Regions from separate parts of the Homo sapiens genome. Here region 1 is linked to region 2. Evidence: chromatin contacts called from ENCODE Hi-C or POLR2A ChIA-PET data. All regions are on one chromosome and are shown on one strand. Each heading gives the region's core, a stretch centred on a gene start or an enhancer-like site at or near the end of the contact. The rest is flanking DNA. Distances are from core to core; before and after follow the strand shown. Region 1 has its middle 20 kb from the start of GPR137B. Region 2 holds the start of LOC105373215 (a long non-coding RNA gene).

Region 1 (6,567 bases), core at 3,511-6,010, 230 kb before region 2:
AGCCTACATCAGACTAGAGGTGTGCACCATCACATTTGGCTTGTGTGTGTGTGTGTGTGCGTGTGTGTGTGTGTGTGTGTGTGTGTGTGTGTGGTCTCCCTATGTTGCTCAGGCTGGTCTTGAATTCCTAGGCTCAAGGGATGCTCTCACCTTGGCTTCCCAAAGTGCTGGGATTACAGGCATGAGCCATCACACCTGGCCAGGGGTGTCTATTTTGGTCTCTCAGATCATAACCTAAGACAGACACACACCCACCCTTGTGATATGTGCTTAAATAACCATCGGCAAACTGTGCCAGGGAAGCCCACAGGAGGGAGCCCCAGGCTCTTGGTGAGAACCTGAGCAACTGTCACCATCATCAGAAGAAGTGGTCTGGTTGGTGTCAGCAGATGCTGCTCAGCATAGACATCCACTCTGCTTAGAGGCTTGTCCCAGAGGCCCAGAGGTGAGAGAGGACATGAGTGGCCCTGCAGTGCCCTGCACTACTACAGGAGTGAGAGGCCAGAGCCCCGGCAGGAACCATTGACCAAGAGTAGCTGAACATCAGGATCTGACTCCATAGAGACTATATTAGTCAAGACCCCCTGAGCTGCAAACGTCATAAACCATATCTCATTTACTTCAGCAAGAAAGGAAGGAGGGTTAGCCAAGGAATTAAAGCCCAGGCTGGCCTGAGACGTGCCAGAACCACGTGGAATCTCTGGCAGATGCCTGCTTCCCCACAACCCCCAAATGGGGGCTTCTCTCTCTGGCAGGGCTGTGGCTGCTGCAGCCCTGCGTGCATTTTCAAAGACCTGCCAGGGGAACAGGTCTGTGGCTCATACCTGTAATCCCAGCACTTTGTGAGGCTGAGGTGGGAGGATTGCTTGAGGTCGGGAATCTGATACCATCCTGGGCAACATAGCAAGACCTTCATCTCTGCAAAAGATCAAAAAAATTAGCTAGCATGGTAATGTGCACCTCCAGTCCCAGTTAATCAGGAGGCTTAGGCAGGAGGATCACTTGAGCTCAGGAATTCGAGGCTGCAGTGAGCTGTAATGGTACCATTGCACTCCAACCTGGGTGACAGGGTGAGACCCCAGCGCTTAACAACAACAGAAGAGTAGTCAGGAAGGCAGCTTCCATCCCCAGGCATAGCTGGAGAATTCCTGGGGAGAGGGTCAAGGGGCTCACCTTAGGGTGAAGCCTCCTTCACCCCCTTCTGCATGGAAACTCCTTGACAGGTGGTTGGTTCAGCCTATGCCCTTGTAGCAGCACAGGGCTTGGCTCTAAACAATCAAGACAACTTCTCTAGTTGAACATATTTGAGAAAAGCAGGGCTAGGCAAGGTGTGCTAGTCGGCTTGAGCTGCCATGACAAAGTGCCACAGACTGGGAGGCTTGAATGACACAAATCTCCAGTTCTGGAAGCTGAAAGTTGGAGGCCAAGGCGTTGGCAGGGCTGGTTTCTCCTGATGCCACTCTCCTTGGTCACAGACAGCCTCCCTCCCCTGGGTCCTCACATGGGCTTCCCTCTGTGTGTGTCAGTATCCTAATCTCCACTTCTCATCAGGACCAGTCATATCCGATTAGGACCCACACTAATGGCCTCATTTTACCTTAATTACCTCCTTCTATTTGGAGAGAAGGCCCTCTCTCCAAATACAGTCACATTCTGGGTACTGCGGGTTAGAGCTTCAACATGTGAATTCCGGGGGAAGTACCCAGCCTGTGACACAAGGCTCACCAGGTCATCTGAGGTGAGTGGTGGCGGAAGGGAAGATTGCCTGTGATCATCATTCCTGCTGCTCATTGGCTTCTCTCTCTGTGCCAGGCTCTGTTCTATGTACTTTTCATGCAGTCAGGAAGTAACTCCTATTATCCTTGTAACGACCAATGAACTGACACTTCCCAGGAAGAGCAAAACAAAACAAGGCCCAAGTATCCGGATTGGTCTTGGACTGGAACAGGAAAGATGCAGGCAGATGATGGTTCACTGGAGTAGGCCCTGTTCAGCGTGTGCTTTCATCCGTCTGTAACACACATTGCAAACTCACCTTGTTGCTTGTCCAATGTGTTGGTTTCAAGATCATTAGTTAATCAAATCCACCAACAGATTTACTAAATGTACTGAATTTACTAAAGATTTACCTGGTGTTGGGCATGGAGCAAGACAGTTGGAAAGCTTGCAAGGGTAAGACATGATCCTGTAGGGGAAGTGCTTTCATGGTTACTTGTAGGCAGATATAGAAACTCTGGAAAATAGAAAGAGTGAATAATACTGAGTATTTGATCACACACTGAGGACTGTGGTCCATAATGGTTTAATTGTATATTTTAAAATGGCAGCCAGGCGCAGTGGCTCACGTCTGTAATCCCAGCAGTTTGGGAGGCCGAGGCGGGTGGATCACCCAAGGTCAGGAGTTCGAGACCAGTCTGGCTAACGTGGCAAAACCCCGTCTCTACTAAAAATACAAAAATTAGCCAGGCATAGTGGCGGGCGCCTGTAGTCCCAGCTACTCGACAGGCTTAGGCAGGAGAATTGCTGGAATCCGGGAGGCAGAGTTTGCAGTGAGCCGAGATAGGGCCACTGCACTCCAGCCTGGGCAACAGAGCAAGACTCCATCTCAGAAAATAAAGTAAAATAAAATAAAAAAAAAAAATAAACTCTGGAATGCTATGAATAAAACCAATAGTAATGGTTAAGGGTGGGACCTGGGGAGGTGTGGACAGAGGAGCAAGGGAACGTTGTCACTGTATGCATTTTGTATATTTTTATTTTTTTGAGTTGTTTATCTACTTGGCCTGTTCACAAAAATTATGTTGAGAGGGACAGAGAGACAGAGTGTTTGTCAGACATGAGCCCCTCCTCAAGGGGCTTATAACTAGTCACGTTGGCATTAGGCCTTGGCTTTAACAACACAGCAAGGCTAAAATGATTTCACTTTCTCCAGGCAAGAGCCTATGAGAGTAAATGGGACTAGAACCATGATCCTTACTTTGCAAGTAAAGAACTGAGGTCAAGAGAGAGCATGTGGATACGACCCCATGGTGAGTCGGGGTTCACGCCTGAACACAGGGAAAAGTCCCTGATTCATCATTTGAAACCCTCTTCACTGCGTATGTGGTTGGCCCTTTGAGAAGTTGATGGAAGTTTCTGTTAAAGTCATTCAAAGAATATGTTTTGAGTCAAAATGCCCATGGTCCCTGGCCTCTTGGGGTTCACATTTTAGTGGAGAAAATAAGGTAGATACTCAAATGAGCCTATGAGTACACGTTGTAGTAAGTCCGATGAAGAGGAAAAAGAGATGCTACGAGGAGGAATAGCCAGGGACAACACTTGGGCTTGGGTGGTCAGGGGAAGCTCTGGCTCATTGACATTCAGCTGAGATCCACCGAGCTACGAGAGGGCTGTTGAGGTGTGGACAGGACTGTAAAAGGGAAGGGTCATTCCTTGAGCCCAAAGCCTGTGGTCTTCTAATACAATGTCATTCGTGGGTTCCCTGTTGGCTCATCAGCTACCAAGCTTGGTACCAGGCAATTTGGGATAGGATGAAAACAAAGTCGAAAACATGCTCTTTGACCCCAAAAAACTTACCTCCTAATTGGAGAAGTGAAAATAACCCAGAAACAACCACAGAGTGCTTTAGAGAGTCATGGGATATGGCCGGGCATGGTGGCTCACGCCTGTAATCCCAGCATTTTGGGAGGCTGAGGCGGGTGGATCACCTGAGGTCAGGAGTTCAAGACCACCCTGGGCAACATGGTGAAACCCCATCTCTACTAATAATACAAAAATTAGCTGGGCATGGTGGCGCGTGCCTGTAATCCCAGCTACTCGGGAGGCTGAGGCAGGAGAATCGCTTGAACCCGGGAGGCAGAGGCTGTGGTGAGCCGAGGTCGTGCCGCTGCACTCCAGCCTGGGCAACAACAGCAAACTCCATCTCCAAAACAACAACAACAAAAAAGAGTCTTGGGTTAGGGGAGGAAAGAAGGAGAGATGCAACCAGGTGTGATTGATTTAGCAGGTGGAAAAGTGGGGAAGGCCTACCAGGCAGAGAATCGAGGTGGGTAGACTAGTCTCGTGGAGACAGACCATGGTCCTGGAGTCATTGATGTTGAATCCCAGCTCCTCCGTGTGCCCGCTGGGTGACACTGGGCAAGTTATTTTTTCTGTCCAAACTTCAGTCTTCTAATCTGGAAATCAAGTTATGTTTTCTACTTCTTATGTGGCTGCAAACATTAAATGAAGTAAGATGAATGTAGGATTTTGGAGAACGAAATGCCTGTGGCCCACAGCTGCCTACGATGTAGGGGTGGCACATCTCCCGGGGGGCGAAGCTGGGTGAATTTCCAGTGTCAGCTGCAACCACCAGCTCAGCCTCCTGCTTAGTAACCATCTTTACGACTACAGACAGCAGTCCTCATCTCTGCCCCCTAATTAGCAGTCCTAACTAAGTGATAGGTGGGTTTGGTGGAAACCACACACAACTACCGAGGAAACCAGCTGGGTTTGTCAAAGGAAACCAATCTCCCTGTCCCTCTCCGTGCCCCTCTCTGTTCCCCTCTCCCTCCCCACTTCTCTTCCCTTTCCTTCTCTGCAGTGACCTAGGATCTCACTCAGTACAGCCGGCTTTCAAAGAACTCTAGGCAGAATCGCTCTCTCCTCGATGAGTCAAATCTAAGGCCATTTATCTCAACCCGTAACGTGAAAATAGTGAAAATCAAGAGTGAAACAGAAGTTGTTTCCTCTCGAGAATCAAGAGTGAAACGAAAGTTATATTTCCTCTAGAGAATCAAGAGTGAAATGGAAGTTGTTTCCTCTAGAGAAGCCCCTTGAATAACTTGGACATTTCTATCAGCAACCGTCTTCTAGAATCAGGTCACAATCAAGGGTGAGGGGAGAAGTCTGTGATTCCCAGCACCATGAGAGGATGCAGCCACCACTTTGATACCTTGGAAAATGTGGATCAGTTTAATCTGAAAAATGTTGAACAATCTTCAAACACAGATGTCCCCACTTTCTGGATTTTCGGGTTGAAAGAGATGGAAAATACTCCTTTGTTTTACACCTGAAGGCTGCTGGGCCTTCTGAGATCTGCTAGTCAGCGGCAGATGTAGAAAAAACCAGGACTCAAGTTTTCTGATGCAGAGATGTCTTTCAGCCGCACCGCTCTGCCTGTGTCTCGGTCTGGTGTGGGCTCATCTAAAGCAGCAAGCTCTCGTAGACTGTGATCCGGAGGCGGGAAGCATCCCCCTCTCCACCCTCCTTAAAATGCCTCCCCCTAAGAAGTCTTTCTACTCCAGTCCAGGATTACAACACTTACTTTATTTCCTTTATTTTCTTAGGACCATGCAGAGACTGCGTACATTTCCTCTAAGGCTTTGTCACCCCGTGAGGTCCCTCAGTAGAAAGGATGTTTACATAGTGGGAAGGGTCAGAACTTTCCAAGACCTGATGTCCAGTCCTTACTCTGCCCCTTACTGATTTTCACTCCATCGAGACAATGATCTCTTTTCTAGAGCAGCGCACATTTATTTATTCATTGTCCAAATATAAGGTACACTAAGCACTGAGACATAAAGAGGACAAGCAAGACCTCCCCGACGCCCCTACCCCTGCTTCCAGGACCTTGCTCTGTTGTGGAGACAGATGGGCACACGGGCAACTACATCATATGTTCTAGGATAAAGCGACCATGTATGCAGAGACAGGGAGGCATGAGGCAGCCTGGGCTTCCAGCACTGGGACTGCAGACGGTTCTACTGCAGACTGTAAAGGGGTGGAGTGGGATGGGGATATTGTTAGAGGTCACCAGGGGCCAGATGACAAGGGACATCCTATATCTAACTAAAGAGGTTAGATGTTATCATGTCAGCTCAGGCCGCCCTTGTAGACTTGAGGGCAGGATCACACTTTCCTGGTAGAAAGATCGTAGTTGTCTAATTAGCAAGGCCAGAGGCAGGCAAACCAGGCAAGTGCTTATTGAAACGTTGCAGGGAGTGAGGATGAGTTCCTGAGGCAGGAGAAGGAGAAGCCTGAAGAAAAGAACCTGCTTGAGTCCAGGAGTTCGAGACCAGCCTGGGCAACATAGCGAGACCCTGTCTCTATCTAAAAAATAAAATAAAATAAAAAGGGGAGACTAATTTAAAAACATGAAAAGAGGCCGGGTGGTAGCTCACGCCTGTAATCCCAGCTACTTGAGAGGCTGAGGCAGGAAAATCGCTTGAGCCAGGGAGGTGGAGGTTGCAGTGAGCCGAGATCACGCCATTGCACTCCAGCCTGGGTGACAGAGCGAGACTCCGTCTCAAAACATAAAAACATGAAAAGGGGCCAGGCACAGTGGCTTACGCCTGTAATCCCAGCACTTTGGGAGGCCGAGGCCCGCAGATCAACTGAGGTCAGGAGTTCAAGGCCAGCCTGGCCAATGTGGTGAAACCCCATCTCTTACTAAAAATACAAAAATTTAGCCTGGCGGGTTGGTGAGCGCTTGTAATCCCAGCTACTCGGGAGACTGAGGCAGGAGAATTACTTGAACCAGGGAGGTGGAGGTTGCAGTGAGCCGAGACCTACCCCTTACTGATTTTC
Region 2 (6,348 bases), core at 2,899-5,398:
TCACAGAGGTCTTTTTTTGTCCTCAAGCTCAGAGAACTTCAGGGCCAGCTGCCTTCGTTTGGGTGAGAGGGTGGTGCACAGCTTAGGGAAGGCTGAGCAACAGGAGCTGCAGGGAGGGTGTGGCCTCCTTTGTGGGGTCAACAGTGGGCCTAAGTCTGGGCTGGGTAGTTGGTGAGAGTGAAACTGGGTTGATTGGGAGAGGGACTTATGGCAGTGCCCCTGTCTGAAAGAGGAGCAGGGTCTCTCGGAAGACCCATAATCCTGATCCCTCACTGAAACCCAAACGCCTTGAGAAATCCTCTGCATTGCTCATGACTGACATTTAGTATAGTAATAGTTGTGTTAGGCCCTTTGAATGATAAACACCACATTCTGGATAAGGATGATCTCTAGGAAGAGGCCATGGGAGAAACATATCAATGAAGTCTCATATCCATAATGTTGTCATTTTAAATGCAAGTCTTATTTTGGGATAATTTATGGAAAAATTGCAAATGTAGTCCAAAGAGTTCCCATATACCCCTTCGTCCCATTCCCCCCAGTGTTGACATCTTACATAACCATGGTACAGAAATGAACATAACTCAGAAATTAACACTGGTACAACTAAACGTTAGATTTTATTCAGATTTCACCAGTTTTTTCACAAACGCCCTTTTTCCATTTCAGGATCCAATCCAGGACTCGACATTACACTTAGCACACCTATATTGTTTTATATGTTTGAAAAGTTTGAAAAAATGTTGGCAAGGCCGGGCGCGGTGGCTCACGCCTGTAATCCCAGCACTTTGGGAGGCCGAGGCGGGTGGATCATGAGGTCAGGAGATCGAGACCATCCTGGCTAACAAGGTGAAACCCCGTCTCTACTAAAAATACAAAAAATTAGCCGGGCGCGGTGGCGGGCGCCTGTAGTCCCAGCTACTCGGGAGGCTGAGGCAGGAGAATGGCGTGAACCCGGGAGGCGGAGCTTGCAGTGAGCCGAGATTGCGCCACTGCAGTCCGCAGTCCGGCCTGGGCGACAGAGCGAGACTCCGTCTCAAAAAAAAAAAAAAAAAAGAAAAAAAAAGAAAAAGAAAAAATGTTGGCAAACTTTCTGGCAAGAACAGAAACTTCATTATATTGCTTTCTGGCCATTATTGGAGGGAACATAGTGCTTATGAGGGAGGCTCTGGAGATAAGACAAGCAATCCAGCTTCAAATTCTGGCTCAAGCACTCTCTAGCTGTGTGCTTAATCTCTCTGAGCCTAAATTTCCTCAACTCAAAAATAGGGATGATAACAGTATGTACCACTTAGGCTTACTCTGAGATTTACATGGATTAAGTCACACAAGGCAACTAGAAATTGTGATCAAGAAATGTTAGCTATTATTATTAATTGCATATGTAATTCACAACACAATTTTTCTAAAAATAGCTCCTTTGAGAGTCTCTGGAGTCCATCTTAATAAGAAATCACAACCTTCATTGTAAATCTGTTCCCCATTACAAAATTTGCTACATTGTATTGTAACTATGTGCTTCTGTATCTGTCTTTAACAGTATTGTAACTATTTGTTTCTGTATTTGTTTTTAACAATATTGTAAGTATTTGTTTCTATATCTGTCTTTAACAATGAACTGCACTTTGCACAGCAAGGCACATACAAGAGGAAAGTGTGTTTAGTATGAAGGAAGAAAGAAAACATGGAAAGTGGTTCGGTATCTCCTCCAGATGCTCTAATGGGGGACTCAGGGCCAGAGTGGGGCACAGCATTTGTTCAGATCAAGGGAGCTGCATTTTTCAGGGCAAAGATTTAGCAGGGATGAAAAGATGAAATAACAGTGTAGAGAGAGCTACAAGCACTGAGCAGAGGGGCAGGGGGTAAGTGGGTCTAGATGCAAAGAAAACGCTTTCTGTCCTTAAGAGCATGCACAGTACAGGAGCCTGGAAGAACTTTTCATCCCGGGGCTGCACTGAAAAGTCCACTGAACTCAACTGGGACAATGGCTGCAGTCAGCTTTCATCCTTGATGCTGAGTACCGAGCAATCCCTCCCACACTTCACTTTTTTATTTATTTATTTATTTATTTATTTATTTATTTATTTATCACTTGATTGAGATAGAGTCTCACTCTGTCGCCCAGGCTGGAGTGCAGTGTCCCGATCTCGGCTCACTGCAACCTCCGCCTCCTGCGTTCAAGTGATTCTCCTGCCTCAGCCTCCCACATAGCTGGGCTTACAGGCATGCACCACCATGCCTGGCTAATTTTTGCATTTTTAGTAGAGACGGGGTTTCATCATGCTGGCCAGGCTGGTCTCGAACTCCTGACCTCAGGTGATCCTCCCACCTTGGCCTCCCAAAGTGCTGGGATCACAGGCCTGAGCCACCACGTCCAGCCTTTTATTTATTTTTTTGAAACAAGGTCTCACTCTGTTGCCCAGGATGGAGTGCAGCGGTGTGCCATCACGGCTCACTGTAGCTTCGACCTCCCCAGGCTCAGGTGATCCTCCCACCTCACCCTCCCAAGTAGCTGGAACTGCAGGCATGGGCTACCACACCAGGCTAATTTTTGTACTTTTTTGTAAAGACAGGGTTTCACCAAGTTGCCCAGGCTAGTGTCAAACTCCTGGGCTCAAGCATTCTGCCTGCCTCGACCTTCCAAAGTGCTGGGATTACAGGTGTGAGCCACTGGAGGGGAACCACCCCATCTTTTTTTTTTTTTTTTTTTTTTTTTTTTTGCTGTTTGTTGTTGTTGTTGTTTGTTTGCTTTTCTGTTTTGAGCCAGAGTTTTGCCCTGTCACTCAGGCTGGAGTGCAATGGAGCAGTTTTGGCTCACTGCAACCTCTGCCTCCTAGGATCAAGTGATTCTCCCATCTCAGCCTACCGAGTAACTGGAATTACAGGTGCCCGCCACCATGCCTGGCTAATGGTTGTATTTTTAGTAGAGACAGGGCTTCATGATGTTGGCCAGGCTGGTCTTGAACTCCTGACCTCAGGTGATCCAACCGCCTCGGCCTCCCAAAGTGTTGGGATTACAGGCGTGAACCACCGCGCCCAGCCTTTTTTTGTTGTTGTTTTGTGAGATGGAGTCTCGCTCTGTTGCCCAGGCTGAAGTGCAATGGTGCAATCTCAGCTCACTGCAACCTCTGCCTCCCGGGTAAAAGCAATTCTCCTGTCTCAGCCTCCCGAGTAGCTGGGATTACAGGCACACACCACCATGCCCAGCTAATTTTTGTATTTTTAATAGAGACGGGGTTTTACCATGTTGGTCAGGCTGGTCTCAAACTCCTGACCTCAGGTGATCCACCTGCCTTGGCCTCCCAAAGTGCTGGGATTACAGGTGTGAGCCACCGCACCTGGTCACAATGTAACCATTTTTAAGTGCACAGTTCGGTGTCATTAAGTATATTCACATTCTTGTGCAAACCTCACCACTATCCATCTCCAGACTTTCTCCTCTTCCCAAACGGAAACTTTGTACCCACTAAACAACTCCCCATCCCCTTCTCCCAGCAGCCCCTGGCAACCACCATTCTACTTCCTGTCTCTATTAATTTGACTCCTCCAGGTACCTCATATAAGTATAATCATACAATATTCATCCTTTTGTGACAGGCATGTTTTACTTATCATAACATCCTCAGTGTTTATTCATGTTGCAGCATGTCTCAGAATCTCTTCTCTTTTTAAGGTTGGATAATATTCTATGATATGGATACCTCACATTTTGTTATATTAATCCACTGAGGGACACTGGGGTTGCTTCCACCTTTTGACTACTGTGAATAACGCTGCTTTAGACATTACTGTACAAGTATCTATTTGAGATTCTACTTTCGATTCTTTTGAGTACATCCCCAGAAGTGGAATTACTGGATCATATGGTAATTCTATGTTTAACTTTCTAAGGAATGGCCTTTTTATAGCAAGAAAGGGTTCTAGGGTGTGGGGGGTGGTGAGGAGGAGGGATGGTAGTTCCGAGAATCGAGATTACTTCAACATTCGTAAGAACCTCAAGGATGGTAGGTTGGAGGGATCTGAAAGTTAGTGTAGCACAGCTGCCTTCTAACACCTACAGACTCACTTCTGTGCGGCTTCCTTCTAGGGCTGAAATGCTCTGAGGTCTCCCTGTGCTGCCTTTACCTCTCGTGGCCACAGAGATAACATGAATCTGTCTGCTTTGTGACAGCCCTCAGGCCTCGGAAGACAGCTTTCTTGTCTCCCTGTCTTTTGTCTTCTAGAGAAAGCTTTGGGCTTTAATTTTTTTTTTTTTTTTTTTTTTTTTTTTGGTAGAGACAAGGTCTTGCTATGTTGCCCAGGCTGGTCTCAAACTCAAGGCCTCAAGTGATTCTCCTGCTTAAGCCTTCCAAAGTGCTGAGATTACTGGCATGAGCCACCATGGCCAGCCTGCTGTTTTTTAACTGTTCCTCCTATGACTCAGTTTTAAGACTCCTTATCCTAGGTACTCTCTGAATGAGTTAATTTCTGTACAATACTTATAAGAGTGGTACTCTAAGCGGAATGAAATACCCCTGGCAAAGTCCAAGCAGCATGGCCTAGAGAGAGTTTATCACTTCCTTTATTCTAAAGCGGGGCATCAAATGACTGCTTGGGCAGGGCAGGGAACAGAAAGGTGCAAGTCAGGCCTCTATGAGACAGCTGGGATGGGTAAAACCCAGGGTTAAATGGGAAGCATGTTGGCTTGCAAAGGTATTTACCTGGACAACAACAGCAGCCCCAACCAAAGAGAGGATTTACCCTAAGAAGAAACCATCCAGCCCACTGTTTCCTTTATTTTTTGATAGGTAGGTAAAAGGTGGATGAAGGACTGCAACCATCACAATGTGGCCTCATATGGAGCTTGCTTTCAACTAAAACCCTGAACACCTTTTCCCACAAGTGCTGCAAAATACCTCCCACCTATTCTTTACTCAAACCATTGATGTTTTCGACTCAACGGCAGGGCCTGACATGGCACTGACCTCTACTAAATGCCATGTTAGAATGATCTCATCTCTTTAACCCTTCAAGACTTGTCTAGTCTTATTCTGCCATCCTGTGTATTTAGTCCATCTCCCAACTTTATATCTTAGCTTGTCAATGCTTCTTAGCAATGATGAAGGAATTTTAGGAGCTTAATTGACTTTTTCAGTCCTCTCCATAAATTAGTGTGGTATGTACCACCTCAGCTGGACAGTTGCTCTTATATCTTTCATATTGAGCTGATTTCTGAACTCTCCCAAACAGCCAAGCATAGAATGAAGCCTTGTGAAGGATCACAACTTGAAGTCTGTCTTCCACTTCACAACTTCCCATAACTTCTGACATATTTTTAATATGCCATTCTCTCTTCTCTAATAAGAATGGCAGACACCCTGTGAGTAGGCTATAATATTTAATGAGTTACTATGTTTGCCTGTGGATATTTTTAAAGGAATACAGTAACTCTTTAGGAGACAAATGCTTTTTTCCTCCTTGAATAGAATGCCAAGTAAAATTTGGGTAAATTTATAAATATTTCTTTTTTTTTTTTTTGAGATGGAGTTTCACTCTTGTTGCCCAGGCTTGAGTGCAATGGCACGATCTCCACTCACTGCAACCTCCACCTCCCAGGTTCAAGCAATTCTCCTGCCTCAGCCTCCAGAGTAGCTGGAATTATAGGCATGCGCCACAGCGCCCGGCTAATTTTGTATTTTTAGTAGAGACGGGGGTTTCTCCATGTTGGTCAGGCTGGTCTTGAACTCCCAACCTCAGGTGATCCACCCACCTCGGCCTCCCAAAGTGCTGGGATTACAGGCGTGAGCCACTGCACCTGGCCTATAAATGTTTCTTTAACAAATAAACATGGTGGGGGCAGTCAGACCTATATTATCCACCTTATTTTTCTTTTTGCCTTGATTACCAGCAATCTAGGCCAAATTCAGAGCCCAGATAATTGGCTCATCTCAGGCAATTTGTTATATTCACCCCATTTACAGAGCCCCTAGTGTATTTTTTATCTTAAATTACCCTAGTTTTGGAATCGGTATCAACTTTCTCAAGCCAGTTAGTATCACTCTGCACATCACAAGAATATTTAAGTAAACGGTAGCCACTCAGAAAGGATTTCTGTCTTCCAAATGAATCATTTGCATCCTGCTCATTAACAAGGGCCTCTAAGTTCATAATAAGGCCAAGATATATTTTTTTCCAAAACGTCTTCAAGAGGAAAATATTAATTCAGTACATCAAGTTATGATAGGTGATCTAACAACATTAGTAGAATTAAATGAGGCAGGAAGTGCCATGAGAAATGCAAGTAACACTTAGAGAGGTAAAGCCTTCACAGCTCTTCAAAATGCTTCAGGGGCTTTTTAATAATATGTG

What was found. A loop is a pair of places that touch in the nucleus more often than their neighbours do. ChIA-PET counts read pairs that join two places held with the same protein, here RNA polymerase II (POLR2A). Pooled maps may share reads with other maps.
Region 1: a loop to region 2 is called in a pooled map, with 3 times the contacts of the local background. The contact joins two enhancer-like sites. A Hi-C loop is called at or near these places in 2 of 50 pooled maps. POLR2A ChIA-PET finds 5 or more read pairs at or near these places in 3 of 52 experiments (H1, activated T-cell and activated naive CD4-positive, alpha-beta T cell).

The regions. Positions count from the first base shown.
Region 1 is chr1:236,118,929-236,125,495 of GRCh38, reverse strand. No RefSeq gene overlaps it. Among named protein-coding and RNA genes, the nearest start is that of GPR137B, 20 kb to the left of the region's middle. RefSeq lists an enhancer at 4,699-4,818. Within about 2 kb of position 4,760, at least 3 of the 41 ENCODE cell types and tissues checked have a DNase peak (open chromatin) inside an H3K27ac peak, as active enhancers do.
Region 2 is chr1:235,886,016-235,892,363 of GRCh38, reverse strand. LOC105373215 (a long non-coding RNA gene) reads right to left here and starts at 79. Exons shown (of 5, transcript XR_002958490.2): 1 at 1-79. RefSeq lists a silencer at 145-194. Within about 2 kb of position 4,148, at least 5 of the 41 ENCODE cell types and tissues checked have a DNase peak (open chromatin) inside an H3K27ac peak, as active enhancers do.